2 separate regions of the Homo sapiens genome follow, and region 2 is linked to region 1. A link is an interaction called in ENCODE POLR2A ChIA-PET data of the cell type or tissue named here. Cell type or tissue: B cell. All regions are shown on one strand. Links, peaks and the distances in the headings refer to the core of each region. The heading gives the core; the rest is flanking DNA.

Region 1 (11,173 bases), core at 732-8,731:
GACTACGGGGCCGAGCGCAGTGGCTCACACCTGTAATCCCAGCATTTTAGGAGGCTGAGGCAGTAGTCTCTACTAAAAATACAAAAATTAGCCTGGGCATGGTGGGGCACACCTCTAGTCCCAGCTACTCGGGAGGCTGAGGCAGGAGAGTAACTTGAACCCGAACCTGGGAGGTGGAGGTTTGCAGTGAGCCACGATTGCGCCACTGTACTCCAGCTTGAGCGAGACTCTGTCTCAAAAAAAAAAAAAAAAAAAAAAGAAAAGAAAAGAAAAAAGAAATAAAATAAGAATAAACCAAGTAGCTGGGACTACAGGTACGTGCCACTGTGCCTGGCTAATTTTGTTTGTTTTATTTTATTAATTAATTAATTTATTTTATTTTATTTTTTTGAGATGGAGTCTCGCTCTGTCACCCAGGATGGAGTGCAGTGGCACGATCTCGGCTCACAGCAACCTCCACCTCGCAGGTTCAAGCACTTCTCCCTGCCTCAGCCTCCCGAGTATCTGGAATTACAGGCGCCCGCCACCACGCCCGGTTAATTTTTGTATTTTTTTAGTAGAGATAAGGTTTCGCCATGTTGGCCAGGCTGGTCTTGAACTCCTGACCTCAGGTGATCTGTCCATCTTGGCCTCCCAAAGTGCTGGGATTACAGGCGTGAGCCGTCATGCCCGGCCTGTTTTTGTTTTTATCTATAAGCTGAGGCAGTGCTGAAAATGTTGAGACAGGGTCTCACTTTGTTGCCCAGGCTGGAGTGCAGTGGCACAATCATAGCTCACTGCAGCCTCTACCTCCTGGGCTCAAGAGCAATCCTCCCACCTCAGCCTCCTGAGTAGCTGGGAGTACGGGCACACACCACCACGCCTAGCTAACTAAAAACTTTTTTTTTTTTTTTTTTTTTTTGTGGAGACAAGGTCTTGCCTTGTTGCCCAGGCTGTTCTCAAACTCCTGGCCTCAACTGATCCTCCTGCCTTGGCCTCCCAAAGTCCTGAGATTACAGGGGTGAGTCACTGCACCAGGCCACATAATGGTTTCGATACATATAATGTATGATGAGCAGATCAGGGTCATTAGCATATCCATCATCTCAAACATGTATCATTTATTTGTGTTGAGAACATTCAGTATCCTTCTTCTAGCTATTTGAAACTTTATATCATATGGCAGGATGTGGTGATTCATGCCTGTAATCCTAGCACTTTGGGAAGCTAAGGTGGGTGGATCGCTTGAGCACAGGAGTTCCAGACCAGCCTGGGCAACAAAGCAAGTTGAGAAACTCCGTTTCTACTGAAAATAGAAAAATTAACTGGGCGTGGTATCATGCACCTGTAATCCTAGCTACTCGGGAGGCTGAGGCATGAGAATCACTTGAACCCAGGAGGCAGAGGTTGCAGTGAGCCAAGATCACACCACTGCACTACAGCCTGGGAGACAGAGCAAGACCCCATCTCAAAAAAAAAAAAAAAAAAAAAAGAATTAAAAAATTAAAGGCATGTGCTCTCAGCCCCTGTAGGGGTCTCCCGGCCTAGGGTTGTTTGAGGGGTCCATGTGGCATCCTTCCTGCCTGTCCCAGGGACTTGCCGTGAGCGTGTTGAGGGGGAGGAGGAAAAGGGGTTGTCCACTCCTTGAAGGCCTTGACTCCTTTTCTCTCTGCACACAGCACCTTCCACATCCGAATCTGATGGCACCACAGAGGAGCCGAGCTATAGGAGGGCGGGGTGACCCCTCACCCGCTGTGGACTCTGGTTTCTGAGAATAAACACAAGTCACTGAGTCACACCTGCTGGGAGGACACATTTTTCCACCTTAAAACTGGAAGATGGGAGGGAGGCGGCGTAGAATTTTATCTTTGACTTTGCTGTGTGACCCTGAGTGTGGCCACACCCTCTCTGGGCCACGATCTCCCTGTTTGTACAAGGAAGGGGTGACTCCTAGATCGTCTTCACTGTGAAGGCTGGAAATGCCTTGTTGTGGGTGTCCGTGGCGGAGGTGAGGTGGTGGGGAGATCGGGCCCGTGCTGTCCTACCCCAGGGTTCCCACTCTGAAGGCCAAACCTCACCCTTCACTACTCAAGTTTCTTTTTATCCCTCAAACCCTGAGTCATCAAAGGGATTGAAACTTTTCCTCCCGGGCTGACTCATTAGAGCTGCCAAGAGGAGACCACTGATTGGGAGGGGTGGAAATGTCATTCACTGAGGTGGCTGCTGCACTTTACAGTTTATGATGCATCTGCCCCCTAACGTGACACTGACCCCCTATAACATCCCTGCAGAGTTGGCCGAGGATCATGCCCTCATTTGGAGGGAGCAGAGTGACTTGCCTAAGGCCACCCCACAAGTCATTTGCAGGGGCGGGCTTGAACCCAGGTGCACCTCATACCAGATCCCAGATGTCTGAACCTTGTACATTTGGGGAACCCCACACCCCCTCCACCTGGGGTTGCCCCAGGGCCCCCATCTATGCCCCAGTCAGTCCAAGGAGTAGTCACTCCTGCAACCAAGACCAGCCCCTAGGGACCTTCCCAGACACCTCCATTGTACAGTATGTCATGTCTAGAGAGCTCACTCCCATCTTAACCCGCTAATAAATTAAGCAGCTACTGGGCTGGGCACGGTGGCTCAAGCCTGTAACCCCAGCATTTGGGAGGCCAAGGTGGGCAGATTGTCTGAGCCCAAGAATTTGAGACCAGCCTCAGCAACGTGGTGAAACCCTGTCTCTACCAAAAATACAAAAATTAGCTGGGTGTGGTGGTGCATGCCTGTAGTCCCAGCTACTTGGGAGGCTGAGGTGGGAGGATCGCTTGAGCCCAGGAAAGGGAAGTTGTAGTGACCAGAGATCGTGCTACTGCACTCCAGCCTGGGCAATAGAGCGAGACTCTGTCCAAAAAAAAAAAAAAAAAGGAGCCAGGCACAGTGGCTCACGCCTGTAATCCCAACACTTTGGGAGGCTGAGGCGGGTAGATCGCCTGAGCCCAGCAATTCGAGACCAGCCTGGGCAGCATGGTGAAACCCTGTCTCTACCAAAAATACAAAAAGTAACTGGATGTGGTGGTGCATTCCTGTAGTCCCAGCTACTCAGGAGGCTGAGGCAGGAGAATCAATTGAACCAGGAGGCAGAGGTTGCAGTGGACCGAGGTCGAACCACTGCACTCCAGCCTGGGCGACAGACCAAAACTCCTCCGTCTCAAAGAAAAAGAAAAAAAAAGAAAAACACCTACTGTGCACCAAAGTCCCAGGTTTTACATGCATTCTGCCAGTTCATCCTGAAGAGGGACTGCTCTTCTCATTTTCCAGGTAAGAAAGTAGGCCCAGAGATGTCTAGACTTGCCAAAGGTCACACAGCCCCACAACCTAGGATTCCCTCCAGAGCCCTCCACCATCATGGCCCTGTGATGCCTCCTCCGTCCCCAGCCTTTTTTTTTTTTGAGATGGAGTCTTGCTCTGTCACCCAGTCTGGAGTCTTGCTCTGTCACCCAGGCTGGAGTGCAGTGGCTTGGTCTTGGCTCACTGCAACCTCCGCCTCCCAGGTTCAAGCGATTCTCCTGCCTCAGTCTCCTGAGTAGCTGGGATTACAGGCGCAAGCCACCATGCCTGGCTAATTTTTGTAGTTTTTAGTAGAGACGGGGTTTCACCATGTTGGCCAGGCTGGTTTTGAACTCCTGACCTCAGGTGATCCACCTGCCTTGGCCTCCCAAAGTGCTGGGATTAGAGGTGTGAGCCACTGCGTCCGGCCAGCTTTTTCTTTCTTTTTTTTTTTTTTCTTTTCTGAGACAAGGTCTCTCTCTGTTGCTCAGGCTGAAGTGGGGTGATCATGACTCACTGCAGCCTTGAACTCCTGGGGTCAGATGATCCTCCCGTCTCAGCCTCCCAAATAGCTGGGACTACAGGTGTGTGCCACTACACCTGGCTAATTTTTTGAATTTTTGTAGATACGAGGCCTTGCCATGTTGCCCAGGCTGGTCTTGAAATCCTGGGCTTGAGCAATCCTCCCACCTCCCACCCTCCTCAAGTGCTGGGATTACAGGCATGAGCCACCACACACGGCTGCCTCTTCCCTTTTTTTTTTTTGAGACAGACTCTTCACTCTGTCACTCAAGCTGGAGTGCAGTGGTATGATCTTGGCTCACTGCAAGCTCCGCCTCCTGGGTTCACGCCATTCTCCTGCCTCAGCCTCCCGAGTAGCTGGGACTAAAGGTGCCCGCCACCACACCTGGCTAATTTTTTGTATTTTTAGTAGAGACGGGGTTTCACCGTGTTAGCCAGGATGGTCTCAATCTCCTGACCTCATGATCCACCTGCCTCGACCTCCCAAAGTGCTGGGATTACAGGTGTGAGCCACCACGCCCGGCTGCCTCTTCCCTTTTTAAAGGAAAGACGCTCATGTGCTTCTCCTGAAGCCAACACTGATGATGTCCAAGTGCCTACTGCACACCAGGCCCTCAACACAACTCGTCTCCTTCATCTGCATGAAAACCCCAGGAGGAAGGCATGAACAGCCAATGGTGCCGCTGGGGACACACTCGGAGTTGAGCCTGGACGAAGCTCCGGTTGGAGAGAGACCCTGCAGCGTGCTTTTATTTTTTAATTTCATTTTTATTTATTTATTTATTTTTTGAGATGGAGTCTCACTCTGTCATCCAGGCTGGACTGCAGTGATGCGATCTCGGCTCACTGCAACCTCTGCCTCCCGGGTTCAAGCAATTCTCCCGCCTCAGGCTCCCAAGTAGCTGGGATTACAGGCATGCGCCACCACGTCCGGGTAATTTTTGAATTTTTTAGTATAGACGGGGTTTCACCATGTTGGCCAGGCTGGTCTCGAACTCCTGACCTCAAGCGATCTGCCTGCCTCGGCCCCACAGAGTGCTGGGACTACAGGCATGAGCCACTGAGCCCGGCTTGCAGTGTGCTTTTAGACAACAGAACAAACAGATGATATGGGAAAAGGGCTCGGATTCACCTGGCTTCAAATCCTGGTGCTGACACCCATAGCTCTGTGGCCTTGGTCACGCCTCTTATCCTCTCTGAACCTCAGTCTCTTCTTCAAAACATGGAGGATGACCCTCCCTGAGGGCCTTGCTCTGAGGCGTAAAATAATGAATAGAAGGTCTGGCACTGGGGCTGATGTATAGCTGGTGCCCCAAACCATCAGCGTCACTCTGATGATTGTTGCTAAAATAACCAGCTCACCCCATGGGTGAGTGCAGGAACAGACCCCAAAAACATCTTTATTCCATTTCCCGGGTTCCCGAAGACCCCCGGATGCCATGGTGTGGGGCCATGGAAGAAATGTTAAGGCATTCAGGAGTGTGGCAGCCCCTGGCAGCGAGTCCCAGAGCCAGGGTGGACCTGTTCTCTAGCAGTACCCAGGGGCAAAGGGTGGCGGTTGTTGGTACTCCTCCGGGAGCTGGTCGTTCTCAGGCTCTGCCAAGCCCTGGTGCTCTGGCTTGGACTCCTGGGAGGATAGGGCTCTCACTACCATTTGGTGCCAACTCCTGTCCCCTGGGGTCACCTCAATGCAGCTGACCGACCTCTCGGCCTTCCTGGTGGGGACCTTTCTGTCTTTTGGTGCCTGGGGCTGTGAGGGGCTTTTGAGAGATGTGGCCACACAGGGATCCGTGTAGCCTCTGTCCCCCGAGGTGGGATCCCCTGAGTGATCTTGGCTGCCTTTTCCGGTCCCAGGGCCTGAGATCACCGTGGATCTCCGGACATCCAAGAGTGACGACAAGTTCACAGTGGCGAGGTGGCTTTTTAGCTGCTGCCGGACCCTCTGGCCTCTCTCGGGGAGCATTTTGAGGCTCCTCCAGAGTTTCTGGCGGGTCTCTCCAAGAGGGGATTTTGGGGGGCAGGAGGAAGTGGCTTCCTTGGTGGTTATTCTGTTCATCTCTGCTGACGGCTTCCTTTCCTTTGATTGGTGACACAGGACTGGCTTTGGGGAGGCCTGAAAATGAGAGTAGGGGAGGCCTGGGGCAGCTTGCCCACCAGAGCACCATGTCTGTCCCAGAAATTGGAGCCTGGGTTCCACCCAGACACCCTGTGGCTGAGAAACGTCCCCGTGTGAACCCCCAAACCTGATCCCATGCCCCATCTTTCTCGTCTCAGTAAATGGCTTCACTGTCTCCCCCAGGGGTTGGCAAACTTGTTCTTCTTCCTTTTTTTTTTTTTGAGATGGAGTTTCACTCTGTCGCCCAGTCTGGAGTGCAGTGGCACAATCTCGGCTCACTGCAACCTCCACCTCCTGGGTTCAAGCGATTCTCCTGCCTCAGCCTCCCAAGTAGCTAGAACCAAAAGCACACCACCACGCCTGGCTAATTTTTGTATTTTCAGTAGAGACATGGTTTCACCATGTTGGCCCTGGTGGTCTTGAACTCCTTACCTCAGGTGATCCACCCACCTCGGCCTCCCAGAGTGCTGGGATTACAGATGAGAGCCACCGCACCTGGCCTGGCAAACTTCTTTTACAAAGAGTCAGAGAGTAAATATTTCAACTTTGCAGGCTGTACCATCCGTCTCAATTATGTAGCTCTGCTGTTGTAGCGGATGCCAGAGGTCACACGTGAACCAATGAGCGTGCCTGGGTTCTAATATAGCTTTATTGATAAACATGGAAATATGAATTTTATCTGATTTTCACAGGTTACAAAATACTATCTTTACAAAAATGTGGGGCCAGGTGTGATAGCTCATGCCTGTAATCCCAGTGCTTTGGAAGGCTGAGGCAGGAGGATTTTTTGAGGCCAGGAGTTTGAGACCTGCCTGGGCAATGTAGTGAGACCCCATCTCTACAAATCTTTTTTTTTTTTGAGAGGGTCTTGCTTTGTCACCCAGGCTGGAGTGCAGTGGTGCAATCATGGCTCACTGCAGCCTCGACCTCCCAGGCTCAAGCAATCCTCCCACCTCAGCCCCCAGAGTAGCTGACTACAGGCGTGCGCCACCATGCCTGGCTAATTTTTTTATTTTTTGTGGAGACGGGCTTGCTGTGTTGCCCAGGCTGGTCTCAAAGTCCTGGCCTCAAGCAATCCTCTCCTCTCAGCCTCCCAAAGCACTGGGAATACAGGTGTGAGCCACTACGCAGACCAAATATCCATGTTTCTTTCCACACCTGGGCTCTCATTTTTGTCCCTCCCACCTTGACACTGTCCTCCACCCCCACCTCACTTCCTCCTTCTTTCCATCTCCACCAGTGCCCAGGAAAGCCCCTTCTGCAGCCAGTAGCCACAGGAAACATTTAAAACCACCAGTTCCGGCCAGGTGTGGTAGCTCACGCCTATAATCCCAGCACTTTGGGAGGCCGAGGTGAGCGGATCATGAGGTCAGGGGTTTGAGACCAGTCTGGCCAACATGGTGAAACCCCGTCTCTACTAAAAATACAAAAATTAGCACGCACCTGTAGTCCCAGCTACTCAGGAGGCTGAGGCAGGAGAATCGCTTGAACCTGGGAGGCGGAGGTTGCAGCGAGCCTAGACTGTGCCATTCCACTCCAGCTTGGTCGACAAAGCAAGACTCCGTCTCAAAAAAAAAAAAAAAAAAAGTCCTCCCATGCATACACTCTCCTTTGGCTCCTCCCTGGTGCAACTGGACTAGAATCCCAGCTCCTCACCTTGGCTCCAAGGCCCTGCACTATTGGCCCTTCCTGACCCTGGGGCTTCAACTTCTGACAATCTCTCTCTCACTAACCCCAATCCATCTATATGCTGGCTTTTTTTGTTCTGTTTTCCAAACACACCAAGCCCCAGGACTTTTGCAAGTGCCATTCCCGCTGCCTGGAATGTCCTCCCTGTGTCTGTGTGTATGACTGGCTCCTCCTCACCTTGCAGATCTCAGCTATAAGCCACCTCCTCTAGGAAGCCTTCCCTGACTGCCTTCCCCCACTTGCACCCCCCACCTCCACTGATGTCCATCACACCAGCCTGTTTCATTTGTACCACTGTCATAACTTCCCCTGCTGGGCAGGGGGCTTGGAGAGCACTTAGACTTCAACCTAGGGGTGCCTAAAGGTCTCCCAAACCCCAAGATGCTGTGATACATTCATTCATCTACTCCACAGATTCATTAGTTAAGCACCTTCAATATGGCAGGTCCTTTCAGAGGGGTGGGAGAAGCAAAGGCAAACAAGCCAGATGGAGTCTCCAGTCTCTCAGAGCTCACAGTCTGACTGGAAAGGCAGCCAGGGAGCATGTAAACCCATAAGTAAATAGGATTTTGAGGAACACTTTTGGGAAGTCCGCTGCAGTGAATAAACAGGGTAATGTGAAGGAGAATCCAGAAGGTGTTGCTTTAGGTCTGGGGCCTGGGGAAGGAGGCACTTGAAGGAGAAATGAATGAAGACATGGGAAATCTAGGGGCAGGGCACACAGTTTGTGCAAAGGACCTGAGGTGGGGCCGGCACACGCAGAGACCCCGAGGCTAGCTTGGTGTGTCTGAACAACAGACGGTATGGCAGCAGGGCTGGCGCTGGGTAGGTGACAGGCAGAAAGAGGACCTCAGATTGTAGTTTGAATTTTAATCTCGGTGTTGCAAAAGCACTGGAAAGGTTTAAAGCACCAAGCTGTAGGATCGCATTCTCATTCTAGAAGGAGCCTCCTCTGGAAGCTGTTGACCACCTCCACTCCTGCCCCTCAGCCAGGTGGGAGGTGCCAGCCTCCTGTCATATACATACCTCCTCAGGGGCAGACACCGGGCAGGCAGCTTCCTCGGCCACTGCGTTGGAGTAGAGGAAGAGATCCTCGTAATCCACGTTTGCGGGATCCTTCTGCAGGGCGGAAGGGGCCTGTAGCTCAGCACTAGGGAGGGGGAAAGGTCCTGCACGGACCCTGGAAGGCAGGTCTCAGGGACCATCCCTTGAATAGCAGTTTCTTAGTACCTAGGCCACGCCCACTAAGCGTTATAAGAAAATATGCCCCACCCACAGCCATTTCTTAGGGATTGGGACACACCCACTGAGCCTTCTAAAGAAAGATGCCCCGCCCATAGCACGTTCTTGGGAGCTAGGCCACACCCACTGAGCCTTCTAAGGAAAGATGCCCCGCCCACAACAGTTTCTTGGGCGCTAGGTCAGGCCCACTGAGTCCTATAAGGAAAGATGCCCCACCCACAGCAGTTTCTTGGGAGCTAGGCCACACCCACTGAGCCTTCTAAGGAAAGATGCCCCACCTACCACAATTTCTTGGGAGCTAGGCCAGGCACACCAAGCCCTATAAGGAAAGATGCCCTGCCCACAGCAGTTTCTTGGGGACTAGGCAACACCCACTGAGCCTTCTAAGGAAAGATGCCCCGCCCACAGCAGTTTATTGGGAGCTAGGCCACACCCACTGAGCCTTCTAAGGAGAGATAACCCCCCTCAGCAGTTTCTTAGGGGCTAGGCCACGCCCACTGGGCCTTCTAAGGAAACATGCCCTGCCCACAGCAGTTTATTGGGAGCCAGGCCACCCACTGAGCCTTCTAAGGAAAGCGTATTGGGAGCCAGGCCACGCCCACCGAGCTTCTAAGGAAAGATGCTCCACCCACAGCAGTTTATTGGGAGCCAGGCCACACCCACTGAGCCTTCTAAGGAAAGATGCTCCACCCACAGCAGTTTATTGGGAGCCAGGCCACACCCACTGAGCCTTCTAAGGAAAGCGTATTGGGAGCCAGGCCACGCCCACCGAGCCTTCTAAGGAAAGATGTCATTCCTTCAGATGAGCCAAGATTATACCTGGCACATGAACCCTTATAAAAAATCAGCCTGTTGACATGGGCCTGGAGGGCGGAGCCATGGGGAAGCAGGAACCACAACGGAGACCGCTGTGGGGGGCAGAGGGACTACTGGGGTGGGGCCGGAGGGGCCAAGGACCATGAGAGTGACAGAATCAAGAGGAGCTGATGGGGGCGTGGGAAACAAAGGGGTCTGGGGGGCTTGGCCCCAAGGAAATGGCTGTGAACCTTGTGGGTCCCCGCCCTCACCTGCCTGCAGGGCTGTGTCAGCAGCTCCCTGCGCGGCTCAATTGGCTTCTGCTGGTGGAAGGTGACCAGGGCGTCCAGCGAGGTGTGGGCCACCTTCTCCCCGGGGATCATGAAAGTCCCATCATCCAAGAGCTTCACCATGAAATGGCAGCAGCTGCTTTGGGCTCTGCGGAGACACTGCGGGGGCTGGGACATCCTACTCCCCCTCATCCCTGCCCCAAGTCCCCAGCCCTTGGGCCGGCAGCGTCACTGCTACAGCCAGACTACCCCAGGTTCCCATGCAGGCTTCTTCACTCACTGGCCATGCAACACCCAGCAGGTTACTAACCTCGCTGTGCCTCAGTTTCCCCCATTTATAACACAGGAGTACAAAGGCTGGCCTCAGATAAAACATGCCACTACGGACAAAAGCTTCACTCATTGCTTGGCTAGCAGCTCCCGTTCTCAGATCCACAGCCTCAGTTACTGCTGCTTTCTGAGAAGCTATGACATGAAGCACCCCTTGCCCCCTCCAAGGAAACCCAAGAGCCCACCTGCCCCTGCCCTGGATCCCGGCCCAGGCCTTACTTGTAGGAGAGTGTGTAGCCCACATGGCTGTGACTGACCCTGATGAGAAAGGATCCCAGTGGCTGTGACTCCAGCAAGTTCTCAGCATCCCTGGAAGGGCACACACAGAAAGGAAATGAAACAGTCCAGCCGCCCCACGTACCAGTTAGACTCCTGGGGCCATGGGATCATTCATGGAGAAGGCTGGTAGTTTTCATTTTTCTTTTTTCCTTTTTTTTTTTTTTGAGACAGAGTCTCGCTCTGTCCCCCCGGCTGGAGTGCAGTGGCGCGATCTCAACTTACTGCAAGCTCCGCCTCCCGGATTCACGCCATTCTCCTGCCTCAGCCTCCCAAGTAGCTGGGACCACAGGCGCCAGCCACCACGCCCGGCTAATTTTTTGTATATTTTAGTAGAGATGGGGTTTCACTGTGTTAGCCAGGATGGTCTCGATCTCCTGACCTCGTGATCCGCCCACCTCGGCCTCCCAAAGTGCTGGGATTATAGGTGTGAGCCACCGTGCCCGGCCTCTTTTTTCCTTTTTTTTTTTTTTTTTGTTGAGACAGAGTCTCGCTCTGTCTCCCAGGCTGAGTGCAATGGCGTGACCTTGGCTTACTGCAGCCTCAACCTCCTGGGTTCAGGTGATTCTCTTGCCTCAGCCTCCTGAGTAGCGGGGATTACAGGCGCCCGCCA
Region 2 (11,173 bases), core at 138-8,137, 87 kb after region 1:
GCTCTGTCACCAAGGCTGGAGTGCAGTGGCACGATCTCAGCTCACTGCAACCTCCGCCTCCTGGGTTCAAGTGATTCTCCTGCCTCAACCTCCCCGGTAGCTGGTACTACAGGTGCACACCACCACGACTGACTAATTTTTGTATTTTCAGTAGAGACAGGGTTTTGCAATATTGGCCAGGCAGGTCTCAAACTCCTGACCTCAAGTGATCTGCCCGCCTCGGCCTCCCAAATTGCTGGGATTGCAGGCGTGAGTCGCCACACCTGGCTTGGATCTGACTTTTGCCTTAGATGGTTTGACACTGATCTTGTTCCTGCTCCCAGGGTGGGCAGACAGCCCCCACTGAGCCCAGCTTCATTCTCCTGCTTCCTCCCCACAGCAGGAGGCTCAGAGAGGTGGGATGACTTTCCCCAGGTCACACAGCACAGGGTTTGAGCCCAGGTCTTCTGGAATATAAGCCTATAATGAACTGAATGCTTGCTTTTGCCCCCTCTCCAATTCATGTGTTGAAGCCCTCATCTCCATGTGATGGTAATTGGTGATGGGGCCTTTGGAAGATGATGAGGTTTGGGTGAGGTCATGAGGGTTGACCCACCATGATGGGATTAAGGCCCTTATGAGAAGAGGCCAGAACTTGGTTATCCTCTTCCAATGTGAGGACACAGCAAGAAGGTGGCTGTCTGCAAGCTAGCTAGAGAGCGCTCACCAGACATTTAATCTGCCAGCATCTTGATCTTGGACATCTAGCCTCCAGACTGTAAACAATAAATGTCTATTACTGAAGCTACCCAGTCTATGGTGTTTTGTTATAACTGCCTGAGCTGACAAAGACAAAGCCCTTGGCCCTGTTCCTCACACTAGGCCAGCTTCCCTTCCTCCCTCTCTGACTTGCTTCTCTTCTTTTTTTTCTTGAAGAGGGTATGTTAAAAAAGCTGCTGTGCCCGTGGCTTCTAGACTGAGCTCTGAATCCTGTCTGGGCTACGTGCTCACCCCTGAGTGGATGTGCAAAATGTACCAGGTGCCCCATATGTGTGTGTGTGTGTATGTTTTTTTTTTGCCTTTTTTTTTTTTAACCTGATCTTGCTGTGTGTGTGTGTGCATTATTTTTTTTTTTTGCGTTTTTTTTTTTTTTTTTTTTTTACATGGTCTTCCTGTGTCTCCCAGGCTGGAGTGCAGTGGTGTGATCATAGCTTACTGCAGCCTTGACCTCCTCGGCTCAAGCGATCCTCCCGCCTCAGCCTCCTGAGTAGCTGGAAAGTGTGAACTCCAGGCTTCCCATCTTGCGGCCTGCTGGGTGTCAGCTGGAGGATGGGGTGGAGGCTGGCAGCTGGAGGTTCAGCTGATGTCACTGAGGTGACCTGCAAGGGTCTCTAGCTGAGATGTGACAGAGAGCAGGGAGGGCTATCCTGTCTGAAGTCCTCAGGAGCATCCCAAGCTATGGGGAGATGACAGGGCCCAATCCAGGGTGGCCAGCTGATCAGGGCAGGGTCAGAGTCTATAGGGCCTGACCTTGACCTCCGGGTGGGGAGCCTGGAAGCCTGACTCCAAATCCAAGCTCTGCGACCCCCGTCCCCTTTTCTGGCCTCAGATTCTCCATCTGCAGAACAGAAACCTTGACATGCTGGTCTCTGAGCATTCCGGCAGCTGCTTTTGAACTTCTGCCTTGACTGAGAAAATGAGCCAGTTTCCTTAAAGACGTTTCATAGGTCAACCCTGACCTACAGCATCCACCTGACTTCCTTCCAGATCTGTGGATCACAGCATTTATTGGGTGCCAACTGTGTGCCCAACACAGGACTCTCCTAACATGTAGGAAGAGTGAGAGCAAATCTGACAGCATGGACTCATCAGGGTATGAAGATGGTTTGGGTGTTTTGTTTTGTTTTTGTTTTTGTTTTTTTGAGATAGGATCTCGCTGTGTTATCCAGGCTGGTCTCGAACTCCTGGGCTCAAGGGATCCTCCCACTTCAGCCTCCCGAGTAGCTGGGACAACAGGCATGAGCCACCCCACCTGGCTGGTTTGGGGTTTTTTTGTTTGGTTTGGGGTTTTGACTACTTTTTTGGGGGAAATGTTTGGGCAAGAACATGTGAGGACAGGGATAAGGCCGACAGGGGGCTATCTGGCATTTAGAATGTGTTGGGCGTGTTACAATTTGTTTTGATATATTTTTTGAGACAGAGTCTTGCTCTGTTGCCTAGGCTGGAGTGTAGTGGCTGGATCTCAGCTCACTGCAACTTCCACCTCCCTGGCTCAAGTGCTTCTCCTGCCTCAACCTCCCTAGTAGCTGGGATTACAGGCTCATGCCACCAAGCCCAGTTAATTTTTGTATTTTTTGTAGAGACAGGGTTTTGCCAGGCTGGTCTCGAACTCCTGACCTCAGGTGATCCCCCACCTCAGCCTCCTGAAGTGCTGGGATTACAGGTGTGAGCCACTATGCCTGGCCAGGGCGTGTTACAAATATTGTCTCAGGGAAGCCCCATACTACAGAAGGGCAAACTGAGTCTCTGAAAGGGGAAGGGACTTGCCTGATGCCACACAGATGGGGGATTTGAATCTTTGTTAGTCTGATTCCAAAGCTGGTTTGCTTGACTTCTAGACCATGCTGGACCCACTGCTAAGAATGACTTTCTACTTTTCACTGGGAGGGCATCTACCGTCCCTCCATGCTCAGTCCCAAGGCTCCCCAACCCTGGTGGCCTGCTCTGCTGCCCTGAGCAGAGCTTTCGCCACGCCTACAGCTGTCCCAGCCTCTGTCCCTCCCTCTGGTCCGGCCCTGACCTCTGAGCTGGAGGTATTCATGGTCTGTCTCCCTCAGCTTGGAGTTTCTTGAGGGTCAGTTCTGGGACTGAGGCCACTATGGGCCCCAGCATTAGAACACTGTAGGAAGTGTTTGGGATGAATCGAAGACACAACCCCAAACCCTTCAGTGGTAGGCAGTGAGGATAAAAAATAAATGAGAGCTGGGCGCAGTGGCTCACGCCTGTAATTCCAGCACTACGGGAGGCCGAGGCGGGCGGATCACGAGGTCAGGAGTTTGAGACCAGCCAGACCAACATGGTGAAACCCCGTCTTTACTAAAAATACAAAAATTAGCCGGGCCTGGTGGCGCGTGCCCGTCATTGTCCCTCTGTGAGCCTCAGTTTCCCTATCTGTCATAGGATTACCTTAGTCCCTGCAAATGGGGCCTTGGGGCAGGGCTGAGGCAGGATGTGGGGTCAAAGGCCAGTGGTGGAGGATGTTGCTGCCCTGGGAGGGGAGTGGGCAGGAAGCGGCCGGGCTGGGCCTCTTTGTCCTTTTCCCACACTGGGTAAGCAGGGCCAGAAATCAGTGCTTGGCTGCTGGGATCAGGCTGGCCCGAGAGCTGCTCTCTCTGGCCTCCTGCAGCGTCAGGCGCTCTAAGTGCCTCTATTCCCCAGCAGGACTGGCCGTTAGCTCCTGTGGGGCGCTGGCTTCTGCTTCGGAATTCTGGGATCTTGAGTTCCACACCTGAACTTCAGAAGGCCTCACGTGTTCCCATTTCACAGATGAGGACACTGAGGGCTCAGAAATGTGCAGGAACGTGTCCTCAGTCATGAAGCTAGGAGAGTCACAAAGACCAGGCTCCGTGGCTCAAGTCTGTGATCCCAGCACTTTGGGAGGTTGAGGTGGAAGGATCACTTGAGCCCAGGAGTTCAAGACTAGCCTGGGCAATAGTGAGACCCTGTCTCTACTAAAAATAAAATAACTAGCTGGGCGTGGAGGTGTGCACCTCCACTGGGGAGGCTGAGGTGGGAGGATCGCTTGAGCCCTAGGAGTTTGAGGCTGCAGTAAGCTGTGATTGCACCACTGCACTCCAGCCTGGGCAACAGAGTGAGACCCCCATCTCTAAAAAATAAAAATACATTTAAAGACTGATATACACAAAGTATGTGCTAGTCTATGGAGGTTTGCCTGAAAGCTAGTCTGTGTAGACTTGCTTTGAGCCCAAGTCTACTCCAGTGGGCATCTTTGTGGGACAAAAAAGGCATAACCTCCTTGGCCACGCAGCTGGCTGGAGGCTTTGAGGATTCTTCCTTTTTGAACTTGTGGCTGTCCTGGGAGATAGCCACTCACACCTTAGTAAGAATTAGTGCTATAAACTTGTTTCTCTCCGAATCTCTGGCTAAGTCCCTCATGGTGAGGGCTAAATGATGGCTAGAAGCTGGCCCAGCACAGGATGAATGTCTGTGTTTGCCAGGGAGGGGCACAGAGAAGGCGGAGAGAGCTTGTGGCAGGGAACACTGGGGTGGGGCTTGGCCTGCACGAATGTGCCACATACTCTTAGGGCAGCCCTGGGGCACGGGGGGCTGGGGAGGCCCAAAGGGGAAGTAGGGCGGGGCAGGAAATCAACCTACATTTATTGAGTGCTTACTCTGAGCTAGGCTCCGGGCCAAGGGTTCCACCTGTACAGTCACCTCTAATCCTGTCATGGGGTGGCAAGGGAGGCCCTACTGTCACTTCCGTATCTCACTCATGCAGGCGTCCGGGACACCTAGCGACTGAGCCATGACTCAAACATGGCCAGTCTGAGCTCCGAGCTTTCGCCTTTAGCTGCCGGGCTGGCCTGGCTCCTGGCCTGGGTGGGGCTGGGCACTCGGTGCCATGGTCCTAGGCATCTCCCAGGGTTTATCGGAGACCTGGATGCTCCCCAGGGCTTGGCAGTTGACATCGGGGTGTGGATAAACATTGTGGGGAACATGGCTCTGTGGGAGGGGACTCCCTTCCTTCCTCCCACCCACTGCTCCTGTCTGCTCTGCCCCAAACCATGGCCACGGCCTTGGAACTCCAATGCATTCTCATTGCCAGGGTTCCCAGGACTCTTGTCTCCAAAGTTCTGGGTCTGTGTGGGCTCTTGGCTGCCAGGAGATGGGAAATGGCCTCCCTCTCCTCCGTCCACCACGGGCAGCCCACCTGCCCCGGCCTCCAGGCTTTTAGCAGGGACACCCCCACATACACAATGAGATTCTCAGACTCACTCTCAACTCTACTCCCATCCCAGTCCCCAGACCCCACCCAGTCACCCCTGCAGCAGGTCACAGCCCTGGGCCCCCACCACACACACACACACACATGCCGTGCCATTCTCCTGGGCAGGTGCCCATGAGACAGCGGGCTTCTGTCACAGTGGAGGCTTCCTGATCCAGGGGCATAGTGTCACCTACACGCACACACAGGTTCGCACAGCCCCCCTCACATCCATATGCACACGCCAGCAGAAACAGTCACTGACACACACACTCACCCCGACAGAAACACACACTCATTCACACACACACCAATCGAAACACACACTCATCCACACATGCACACACCCCCCAATAGAAACACACTCATACACGCAACCCCATAAAAACACACACTTATCCACACACACACCCCAACAGAAACACACACTCATCCACACACACACCAACAGAAACACACACTCACCCACACACACACAGCAACAGAAACACACATTCATCCACACACACCAATAGAAACACACACACCAATAGAAACACACACTCATCCACACACAACACACATACACACCAATAGAAACACACAATCATACACACACCCCATCAGAAACACACACTCATCCATACACATTCACACACCAATAGAAACACACACTCATTCACACACATACACACCAACAGAAACACACACTCATACACACACACCAATAGAAACACACACTCATCCACACACATACACACCAATAGAAACACACAACCATACACACACCCCATCAGAAACACACACTCATCCATACACATTCACACACACCAACAGAAACACACTCATACACATAAACACACCAACAGAAACACACACTCATCTAAACATGCACACACACCCCAACAGAAGCACAGTCACCAATACACACAACAGAAACACACATCCAAACATGTGCGTGGGTGCACACACACACGCCATCAGAAACCCATCACCCTGATACACAGATGCCAACACAAACATAGCCACATCAACATGTACTTTCAATCACTGTCATACCAGCGTTTGCTCAAGCACACACACAGTCAGCCTGTCCCGCTACCCTCACAGACCCCCACCATCTACACACAGGCTCACAAACACACCCACACTCTTTCACACCTACTTTCCAACAGCCGCACGCAGCGTCCCACACACAGCTCTCCTAGTACACACTCATTCTCACAGTCACCTTTACCCCTCCGCACTCTTTTCAGCTGAAACATATGTGCATGTACAGATAGACACGTAAAACAGACACATACAACACATGTGCACACACAGAAAGGCTCAAACACACACAGATACACTCACACACACACAGAACTGCTCTCACACACACAAATATGTGTACACACACACGCAGAAATGCTTAAACACATACAGATACACGCACAGAGAATTGCTCAAACACACAAATATGTGTACACACACAGACATGTGCAGAAATGCTTAAACACATAGATACACACAGACACACGCTCAAACATACACAATACATGTACACACAGACACAAATGCTCAAACATGCAGATACACACACAGACACACACAGAAATGCTCACGCACACACACAGAGAATTGCTCAAACACACACAAATGGCCGGGCGCAGTGGCTCATGCCTGTAATCCCAGCACTTTGGGAGGCAGACGCGGGCGGATCACTTGAGGTCAGGAGTTTGAGACCAGTCCGGCCAACATGGCGAAATCCGGTCTCTACTAAAAATACAAAATTAGCCGGGTGTGATGGTGGGTGCCTGTAATCCCAGCTACTCGGAGGCTGAGGCAGGAGAATCGCCTGAACGCAGGAGGCGGAGGTTGCAGTGATCCGAGATTGGGCCACTGCACTCCAGCCTGGGCCACAGAGCGAGACTCTGTCTCAAACACACACACACACACACACACACGCACACATGCACACACACACCAGAGGCAAACACGCACACACGTACACACACACGTACACACACATACGCTCAAACACACGCAAATACACACACACAGCATGTCCCCAACCGCCCTATCTAGTACACAACCTCCCAGCGCAAACGACACCTCGCTCACGAACGTTCTCACTCTCCCTCCCCCGCCAACTCTCTCTCTGTCAAACTCACTTTGTTCGCACTGGCCCTGCTGGGGGTGGGTCCGATCGTCACCCCTCTTCCAGCCCAGGACCCCATCCAAGGAAGGCAATGGTCCCCTCGCTCTTCCTCCGCCAAAGCATCAGCCTCCTATCCTCCCGCAGGTGTCTGCGACCCCCAACTGGGCTCCAGACCCCGGCCTTCCGCACAGAGAGGACTCCCAGCAGCCCGGAGCGGCCCAGCGGAGGGCACCTCACCTGCTTGCACTTGTCCTCAGCGGCTTTCTTATCCGCCTCCGCCTGCTCCGCGCGGTCGATGGCATTCTCCTTGTCCAACTTCAGCATCTGCATTTTCTTCTTGATGGCCTCCATGGCTGGGCGCTGGCGTGGGGGACGTGGGGTGCGCGGCGGGCTCTGTGGGGGCTGCGGCAGTCAGGGGCTGTGGCTGTGGGGCAGAGTGAGCCTGGCAGGGTGGAGGAGAGGGCCTTATAGCCTCCCGGGGTGCCTCCGCCCTCCTGCCAGGCGAGTCTTGGAGGAGGCCCAAGCCCAGGCCGGCCGGGCCAGCCGCCACTCGCTTGCTCAGGAGGACTTGGCCAGCTCACCGTGCTCCCGGCAGCCCTCGCCTTATTTGGACCTAGGATTTTCTTAAAGGAAGAAAAAAAAAAGGTCCTAGCTGTTTCCATTTTTAACCTGGTGACACAGGTCCCGCGTGGGCGTGTCCCGGGCAGGACCTAGGGTGGGGGCTGCTCTGGGCTGCCTCAGTTTCCCCATCCATCGTTGGGAGGAATGAAGAGGGCTGTGGGTGGGCTCGGGGTCCCGGTGCTGCAATGTGGGGAGGCGCCTGTCTTTTCTGCCTTGGTCTTGTCTGTGGCCCACTGAGTACCTGGTCCCCTAAAAATGGGAAAGTACTTGTTAAGTAAAATGAGCAATTCCCCGTTTCCCCCCTCCCCCACCGCCCACACACACACTTTTCTCTGCCTAGGAAATGTAGGAAACGTCTATTTATCTTTCAAGGCCCAGATCCAATGGCCCCTCCTTCAGGAAGCCGTCCTGGATTCCTAGACAGACTTTTGGACTTCCTGCCTAGCATCAAGCTTTCTCCTCCCCTCTAGGTCCTGCCTCTCTAGTATCAGGGATTAGGCCTCCACCCTATTTCCGGCCACCACCCCCAGGGAGCCTTCCTGGATTTCTCCCACCTCTTTCTGCCATGCCCCTGTCTCTCTTCTGGTGACTGTCGCTGTGTCTCTCTCCATCTCTCCATCTCTTCTGCCCCCCTGTGGCTTCTACTGCTTGTGGCTCATGACAGGGAGAAGGCCACTCAATCAACTGATCTGGGCCATCTCTGAAACTCTTGGAGCCCAGGGCAGGCTCCTGCTGTCCTCTCTAGATCTCAGGTCTTCCTTTCCTCCCTCTTGTGCTGGGAATCAAGGTGTGGCTCCCCAGTTCCCAAAGAACAGGAGACGGCCTTAGTGCCTTAGCTCCCCGCTTAAGACTCTGCCCCCAACTCTCTCCACACTGGACCCCTGTACTCCAGTTTTCCCACCCCCAGGCCTTTGTGCCGTCCATCTCCTTGACCCTACTATGCCTCCGTTCTCCCCTCCAGCAATCAAGGGCAGGATTTGCTGACTCCAGAAAGCTTTTTCCTTCCTTAGATAGTAGAGCTAAAAGAATAAAACAAAAAGAATTTTTTTTTTTAAAGAGAAAGTTTAATTTATTGGCTCATTCATTCAGGCACTGAATTCCTGTCACATGCTGTGTCCTAGCAGCGCACACTCAGCATGTGGGAGCTGTTACTATTATTGTTATTATTCAAGCATCATTTATGAGATGTGAACTCTTTGGGGCAGGCCATGGGGCTGGGTCTTGTCTGTGGTCTTCTGAGTACCTGGCCCCTAGAAGATAGGAAAGTGTTTGTTAAAATGAAACACACACACACACACACACACACACACACACACACTTCGCTGCCTAGGAAACTTCTATTCATCCTTCAAGGCCCAGATGCAATGGCTCCTCCTCTAGGAAGCCTTCCTGGATTCCTAGACAGACTCCTGGACTCCCACCCAGCATCAAGACTCCTGTGTGGGATGAAGTGGAGGTAGGGAGGCCTCCTTGTTTTCTGCCCAAGGCTGTAGAGGAAACAGGATCGTGGAAGAGATGGGTAGTGGTCAGTGCCACTGGGGACTGTAGGTTCGGGCCAAGAGTGTCCAGCTTCCCTCTGCCCCCTCCCAGCTGCCTCACTGTTCATTAAGCCAGCTTCCTTCTCTTTGTCATGGTGAAAACTTCACCCCTGTTGGTGCAGGGGCTGAAAAGGTAGCAAATAGAACATTCTAGAACTTCTTTCATGCGCTAAAGACATTGACTTCTCCCTGTGTTCCGGAGTTAAGGGGGCCAAGCCCAGACCCCTCCCCAACTCCGTTCTTCATCCTCCTCCCTTATCCCACCCCTCCCCCATGCTACACAGACAGTTTCGTCCTGTGACAAAAGCAGACCAGAATAATTGCATCTCGAGGGACGTCAGTCATGATGAAAGGACCCTGGGTGGATAATGAAGAAATGCTGTTCATGGACTAAGCCTAGCAGATGACTCACAGATCCCACTTTGAGCCATAAGCTGGAGGGGGGGGCACTGTTTTTATTCCCCTCTTTTTTTTTGAGACAGAGTCTTGCTCTGTCACCCAAGCTGGAGTGCAGTGGCATGATCTTGGCTCACTGCAACCTCTGCCTCCCAAGTTCAAGTGATTCTCCTGTCTCAGCCTCCCGAGTAGCTGGGACTACAGGTGCCTGCCACCACCCCTGGCTAAATTTTTGTATTTTTAGCAGAGACGGGGTTTTGCTATGTTGGTCAGGCTGGACTCCAACTCCTGACCTCATGTGATCCACCCACCTTTGCCTCCTAAAGTGCTGGGTTTACAGGCATGAGCCACTGTGCCTGGCCTTTTATTCCCATTTTTACAGAGGAGGAAATTGAGGCTGGCCCTCTATGTCAGAGGCCATCCAGCCAGGTGAGGCAGCTGCAACGTAGGCCCCTTTGCCTTTACAATGAACTCCAGGAATGAGCTGCGGTTATAAGCCCCTCCCTGTGTTACAAATAGGGAAACTGAGGCCCAGAGTGACTCACCCACAGTCACCCAGCTTGTGAGTGGCCCAGCTGACTCTAGGACCGAGCTGGCAAGAAGTCCTAAGACTCCCTCACCCACCCCGCTCTGCCACAACCAGGCCTCCATGCCCACCATTTCTCATTCTCTTCACTATCTCAGGCTGAGTCATCAGAGGTCAGTCCTGATGTCCTCTCCACCCCTGCTGTCCCCCGCTGTGTCCCCAGAGACCCTGGGACCAGCCTCGCCGCAGGTGGTGTGGCTAATTCCAGGCCTGACACCACCGACCTCGGAAAGAGATTCCTCCCGCAGGAGATATCTGCGTGCTTCATGGCCTTGTAGGGAAGACCCTTGTCCCTGGTACGGTTTCTTGCAAAGGGAGCTCCCAGAGGTGGAGTCTGATGCGGAGGAGGGGAGACACAGGCTAGGAATGGCGCTAGGACTAGCTGCATGACCCCATCAGCATCTTTAGTGTGTCGTCTGCAGCCTTGGTAATGGACTTACATCCCCTCTGGGCATGAGCTCCAGGGAACACCCCAGGAGCCCTGGTCAGGGCCGGGAGGGTCATTTGGGGTTCCCGGACGCTGGGGGCCCTGCCCCAGCTGTTCAGGCTGTGTATTCTGGAGCATGAGGCAGGTGGAGGCTGCCATTTATAGCTCAGGAGTGAGCTTCCCTCCTGCACTACAACCTCTCCAACTGGGGGCTTCTAAGGACAGGATGGGGGAAAGAGAACAGCCCATCAGCATCCCAGCCACCTCCCAGTCATGAGACCCAGAGTCATTTATCAAGCATCTACTACCATGTGCGTGTTTTTGGAACACTGTGGTGGACATGACTCATCCCAGTGGGGCAAGACAACCAATAACTGCAATTATGGAATGAATTACAATAGGGCAAATGACTGTCTTTTGATACAAAAGTTCAAGGAGGTCAGGCAAAATGGCTCACGCCTGTAATCCCAGCACTTTGGGAGGCTGAGGTGGAAGGATCACT

The links. ChIA-PET counts read pairs that join two places held together with the same protein. Peaks named below come from ENCODE experiments on the same cell type or tissue, not always from the same donor. Only the 100,000 strongest peaks of a DNase experiment are listed, where the experiment ranks them.
Region 2: POLR2A ChIA-PET joins it to region 1 with 13 read pairs; 18 of 35 experiments call an interaction of 5 or more read pairs at or near these places.

Annotation. Positions count from the first base shown.
Region 1 is chr19:16,151,972-16,163,144 of GRCh38, reverse strand. HSH2D (hematopoietic SH2 domain containing) reads right to left here. Exons shown (of 6, transcript NM_001382417.1): 3 at 10,504-10,593; 4 at 9,937-10,102; 5 at 8,654-8,746; 6 at 4,570-5,935. The coding sequence ends at 5,351. CIB3 (calcium and integrin binding family member 3) reads left to right here. Exons shown (of 6, transcript NM_054113.4): 6 at 1,659-1,777. The coding sequence ends at 1,680. Among named protein-coding and RNA genes, the nearest start is that of HSH2D, 14 kb to the right of the region's middle. RefSeq lists enhancers at 2,778-2,867, 4,879-5,168. In B cell, for the core only: no CTCF peak of the experiment used is centred there; a DNase peak (open chromatin) is centred at 7,184; H3K4me3 peaks cover 385 bases; H3K27ac peaks cover 2,192 bases.
Region 2 is chr19:16,063,906-16,075,078 of GRCh38, reverse strand. It overlaps LINC01855 (long intergenic non-protein coding RNA 1855), which reads right to left and starts at 9,392. Exons shown (of 3, transcript NR_146442.1): 1 at 9,324-9,392; 2 at 9,043-9,211; 3 at 8,767-8,974. It also overlaps a transcript of TPM4 not described here. RefSeq lists enhancers at 3,219-3,783, 4,444-4,813, 6,886-7,180, 7,946-8,240 and a silencer at 4,244-4,363. In B cell, for the core only: a CTCF peak has its summit at 4,554; DNase peaks (open chromatin) are centred at 868 and 4,408; H3K4me3 peaks cover 604 bases; H3K27ac peaks cover 5,243 bases.